2 separate regions of the Homo sapiens genome follow, and region 1 is linked to region 2. A link is a loop called in an ENCODE intact Hi-C map of the cell type or tissue named here. Cell type or tissue: mammary epithelial cell. All regions are shown on one strand.

Region 1 (2,500 bases), 240 kb before region 2:
AGAAACACATCCCTCTCTGCCCTTGTCTGATTCTCTTTCCAGCCCTGCACATCTCAGGGAATAGAATTTTACAGTTACTGACCCAAGGCCACATTCAGAGATTAACATTTATTTCTTGAACTTTTGGTGGGTTCAAGCTCTCAGCCAGACTTTTCAAATTCTTTATCCCAAGTACAAAGTATGTTTTTGATTTTTTTAGAACAAAAGGGAGACCCAGAGATGTGCAGAATTCTGATGCACACATGGATTTCTCACCCTCCACACGTCCCTGTGGAGAGTTTAGGTGAGAGGGTGGGGGAACTTCATACCTTTGGGCAAGGAGCGCCCATCAGGGAAGGTGACGGGAGTGCTGAGCTCTCTGCCAATGCCTGGCACCGGTGGGTAGAGCCTCAGTGCCTCCTTAATGCACATGGTGGTGTAGGGCATCTGGTCCAGGTGGTTCCTGAAACAATTCCATCCTGAACACCAGCAAGGCCTGGGCAGACCAGGGGCCCCTGTGGAGAAGGCAGGGAACCCCATCTTTTGAGCCCTCACTCACCAGGTGATGGAGGCTCCATCACCCAGGAGGCTGTGGATCTCCTCCCGGCACCTCTCCTGATGCTTGGGGTGTGTGGCCAGAGCATAGAGGATCCAGGAGATCCCACTGGCTGTGGTGTCGTGGCCCTCAAACATGAACGTGTCCACCTCAGCACGGAGGTCCTTGTCTGACAAGATGCTCCCATTCTCCATCTGGGAAGACCGTGGTGAAAATGCAGGGCTTGTCTCTTGCTATGTACTTCTGGGCAAAGACTCAGGCCTCTCCTACACATACTCACTTTGGCCAAGAGGAGGATATCCAGAAAATCCAAATGCCTCTTCCTCTTGATCTTCTCCAGCTCCCCCTCCTTCTGTAGTTGAGCCTTCCTCAGTTGGATCACTTGGTCTGTACCAGAACAATGGTTACCAGGCAGAGCTGAGACCGTCAGCAGCCCCCAGGAGGCCTAGCTGCCCAACTGCCCCAGTGTGGGTGCCTGGTAGATCTCAGCATGAATGTGAGTGTGGGTGCAGGGTCAGGGGTGGAAGCTCTAGTACTGTGTGAGGCAGGGCACCCCTCCCGCCAGTGGCACAGTTCATGGAGGCTCCTCTTGAATGCTGTTTGGACAGGGTCTCATTCAGTTATCTCCATGTGGGGACATTGATAAACCAAGGCACAGAATCTGGCCCCTCACATCTCAGCTCCCAGCCCCTGAGCAAGGGAATTCCCCAGGCTGAGTGTGTTCTGCGTTCTGCAGGGTTACTAGGGGCCTTCTCTGGCTGAGGAGTCAGGGCAAGTTCTTTCGCTGTGCCTGGGAAAGGCTGGGAGACAAGAGGAAAAGACAGAACCTGTGTGCTGATGGGCCAGCTGGCAGGCGCGGTGTGTCCAGCGGCCAGCAGAGGTCAGGCTGTAGATGGTGTCATTCTGGTGAAAGGCATTCCTCACACGGGAAAAAACCAGGTTGTTCAGGTCACTAATGGCCTGTATGTAGGACTGAGAATTCCTGAGGGAGAGTATGAAGAAGGGACTGCAGTAGGGGTGGGCCCATTACCCGGAAGTAGAATGGGGTCTGAGAGGAGGCAGCCTCGGATAATGGGGACAAGCAGCCTTGAGGCAATGTTTCTTCTATCTTACAGCCCTATTATCCTTTGGCCTTTATCAGATGGTATGAACATCCAGGGTCCACCTGTGCTAGGAATTAGGCATCTGTTCCTGAGACTTTGTTTGGTCTGGACTGGAATTAGAGTTTGGTCAGGGACTGACTCTTCCTTTGTGTGGCGGTGAGCCTTCACGCTGCCCCACCTGCCCCTCAGGTATGTGCACTCCACTTGATAAGAACAAGGGCCCTGCAGCTGGAGGGTTGTCACTGACCTGTCCACCTGGATGCTGCCCTGATGGCTGAAGGCACACTTCATGATGGTGTCCAGGGTCATCAAGGAGACGTGCTGAAAGACCTCCAGAGGGGAATCCTGGCCAAGGAGCTCTTCCCATTTGTCCTGTGGTGGGAGGGGGCATGGACCTTCTTAATCTCCAAGAAGTGCTTTGCTAATAAGGCCTGGCTTTTTCATGTACCTGCAGATATCCTGTTTTTTCCTGTAGCATGCAGATATCTTGGTTGGGATTCCTCACTTTACAGAGCAGATGCATTGTAGAAACTGAGACTGTAAAGCCAGTGTTGGTAAACTGACGCCTAATTCTCACACACTTTTAATACAACATTCAACAGATCCTCTCACAATAGCATGGATTAAGTATTGAATTTTGAGATTCAGTTAGGACATATGGTTGTGAAAATTGTATTGCTATTGTTGTTCTGGGATAAATAATGGGGGACTCTTCAGTGTTCTGAGAGCTGAGCTAGTTCTGAGGGACTAGTAGGAAAGTTTCAGTGCCAAAGATAGCTTGAGGGGCCGGAATGGGCACTCTGTTGTAGAGAAAACAGGGACTTCAATTCTTTTCCATTCATCAAAATGTGCTGGGCACAGT
Region 2 (2,500 bases):
AAGCTGAGGCAGGAGAATTGCTTGAACCCGGGAGGCGGAGGTTGCGGTGAGCAGAGATCGCACCACTGCACTCCAGCCTGGGTGACAGAGAAAGACTTCATCTCAAAAAAAAAAAAAAAAAAAAGATATTGCAACCAATACAGAGAACAGGAACTGGTATTACATATGGAGAAAGCAATAAACTTTGGGAACAAGTTTTTGGAAAGTGTTCAGCCTCTGTTAGTCCACCATCACCCCCACGCCCCTCCACACACACTGTTTACACTGTGGTGGAATTGATTAAGTGTAGATGGATTCAACCCTTAAGGAAAACAATAGAAAGCATGTACCTTACAAGAGCCTCGGAAATGCTCATATTCTTTGATAGAGTGATTGGATCTTCATCTCCTGAGAGTCGGTCCTATAAAAAATAGTCATTGCTTCAGGACATTGATGTAAGTGGCACAAGGACCAGGGTCAAGCAGGCAAAGACAGAGGCAGAGACTAGAGATCCATGAGGAGTGGCCAGAAACAAGTGCCCTTACCCCCAGCCCAAGCCAGGACAGGAACTGGACTAGAGTAAAAGAGGACCAGGAGCACAGCCAGCCAGGATGCTTGGTAGGGGTTCAGGGAAGGGGGAGGCTGAGCCTATGCTTTCCAGGCAGATGGGAGCCATCTGGGCTCAGCTGAACCATCAGCCAAGCCTGGGCTCACCCAGCCCAGCTGGGTTGCAAACTAAATCTAGACTCTAACCAAATTGCAGACTCTTTCTAGACCCTACCCTACCAAGTAAAGAATGACCTTTGAGAAGAGGTAAAACTATGTTTAAGACCCTCAGCTGGGTGAGGTAACAGGGGTGAACATAGAGTGGACAATGGCTAGTGGGCAATGGGAATGGGCAATGATTGACAGGCAGCTGGCTGTGCACGGCAACCATGGGTCTAAAGCATGCTAGGTCTTATGCTAGGGCTTTACATTGGATGGTCACCACAGATAAAAGGAGATCCTGAGACCCGGGGAGGCTAAGTGATGTAAGCAGCTGAGCTAGTATTGACTAACCCACATTCATTCATTCAGCAAACACTGAGTACTTGTTCAATGCAGGCACTATGCCAGTTTTCGTGGGGACATCCCGTCCTCCAAGAGCTGAGGGTGAGATGTAGTAAAAGATGTCAGGGAGACGCCCCGAAGACGGTGAGGCTAGCAGAAGGAAAAACATGAACAACACGGGCATGGAGATGTGTGGTGAGGGAGGGGAGGGGAGGCAGAAGTTCCAGCAGTAGTGTTGGCAGCACTGGAAAGGGAGAAGGAGGTGGAGTCATCTAGTGGCTGCTCGAGATATTGCAGGCAAGGAAAGGAAAATCACGATGGCTGTCATTCACTGAGCATACTGCATGCTTTCTTTACATCCATTTACTCTTCACCACAACCTCATAAGATGGGCCTCATTTTATCCCTAATTTGCATATTCAGTCCCTGATATACCCTCGTTGGGGTACATCCCACTAATATAAAATTGGCAGGATGGGATTTGCTCAGGGAAATTTGGCTTCAAGCTCATGCACATAGCCACTAGGCTACACCTGCCTTGAGTTTAGATTCCTCTCGCAGATGTGAATGGCTGTATTCCAGCAGGAAAGGTCTCCCTAGCTGCAGTGTAGAGGAAAACTTGGGGGTAAAAATAAAAACAAGGGAGCAGGCAGCTGCAAACATCAGGCAAGATCGAGGCTTGAACCTGGAGGGAGATGTGTTGGAAAGAACCTGGAGGGAGATATGTTGGAAAGTGAAACTCAGGGACTGAGGGAGAGGGGGATTCTGGGTGACTCCCCTATCTCTGGTCTGGGTGAATGGATGCCACTTACAGGAACAGAGGACTCAGGTTGGTGAAAGATCAAGAATTCCATTTTGGACCTGAGGTACCTGTGGAGCTGTGCAGGAGGGAGTGGAGCTGAAGGCGCTGATCTAGAAGTTGATACTTTACTGGAAGCAGTGTAACTGAGTGCAAGGGATAAGGTCTCCATGTCAACACATAGCTCTCGGAGACCTCCTATATTCCAGGACACTTGCACATTGCAATAAAGAGGTGTATGTGGTCTTTGCCTCACAAAGTTCAGAGTTCACAATCTTGTTCAGAGAGATGGGCGGCATGACCAGGGTGAGCCTGCAGGCTCACAGAAGCTTGATGAGCTGAGGGCAGGTGGTCAGGAACAGCTTCCCAGATAAAATGGTGATCATCCTATTATACTGAGAGCGGAAGAATCAGATAGACCATCTTACCTTTCAACAGGGAGCCGGACAATAGTGTTTTTGGTGACAACAGTCTCAGCAGAGTGTTGGGGAGAGCGACAAGGCTATAGGTGCTGAGTAGTGAGTGGGAAGGATGGAGGTGGACACAGCAAATGCCACCACTCCTCTTAGATGCTTGACAGGGTCCCTCCCCACTTTCCCACATGCATGTTTCCAAATGGACTGCATGCTCTGCAAAGGCAAACACTGTTGGCTTCTTTATCTCCCCATTTCA

Evidence for each region. A loop is a pair of places that touch in the nucleus more often than their neighbours do. Peaks named below come from ENCODE experiments on the same cell type or tissue, not always from the same donor. Only the 100,000 strongest peaks of a DNase experiment are listed, where the experiment ranks them.
Region 1: it touches region 2 in a loop (28-fold over the local background); 4 of 110 quality-filtered maps call a loop at or near these places.

The regions. Positions count from the first base shown.
Region 1 is chr1:46,933,638-46,936,137 of GRCh38, forward strand. It overlaps CYP4A11 (cytochrome P450 family 4 subfamily A member 11), which reads right to left. Exons shown (of 12, transcript NM_000778.4): 5 at 1,886-2,010; 6 at 1,363-1,517; 7 at 816-922; 8 at 539-729; 9 at 309-442. Among named protein-coding and RNA genes, the nearest start is that of CYP4A11, 6.6 kb to the right of the region's middle. In mammary epithelial cell, a CTCF peak has its summit at 1,403 (motif pointing right); no DNase peak of the experiment used is centred here.
Region 2 is chr1:47,174,225-47,176,724 of GRCh38, forward strand. It overlaps CYP4A22-AS1 (CYP4A22 antisense RNA 1), which reads right to left. Exons shown (of 6, transcript NR_199717.1): 4 at 330-400. Among named protein-coding and RNA genes, the nearest start is that of LINC00853, 3.8 kb to the right of the region's middle. In mammary epithelial cell, a CTCF peak has its summit at 1,309 (motif pointing left); a DNase peak (open chromatin) is centred at 1,177.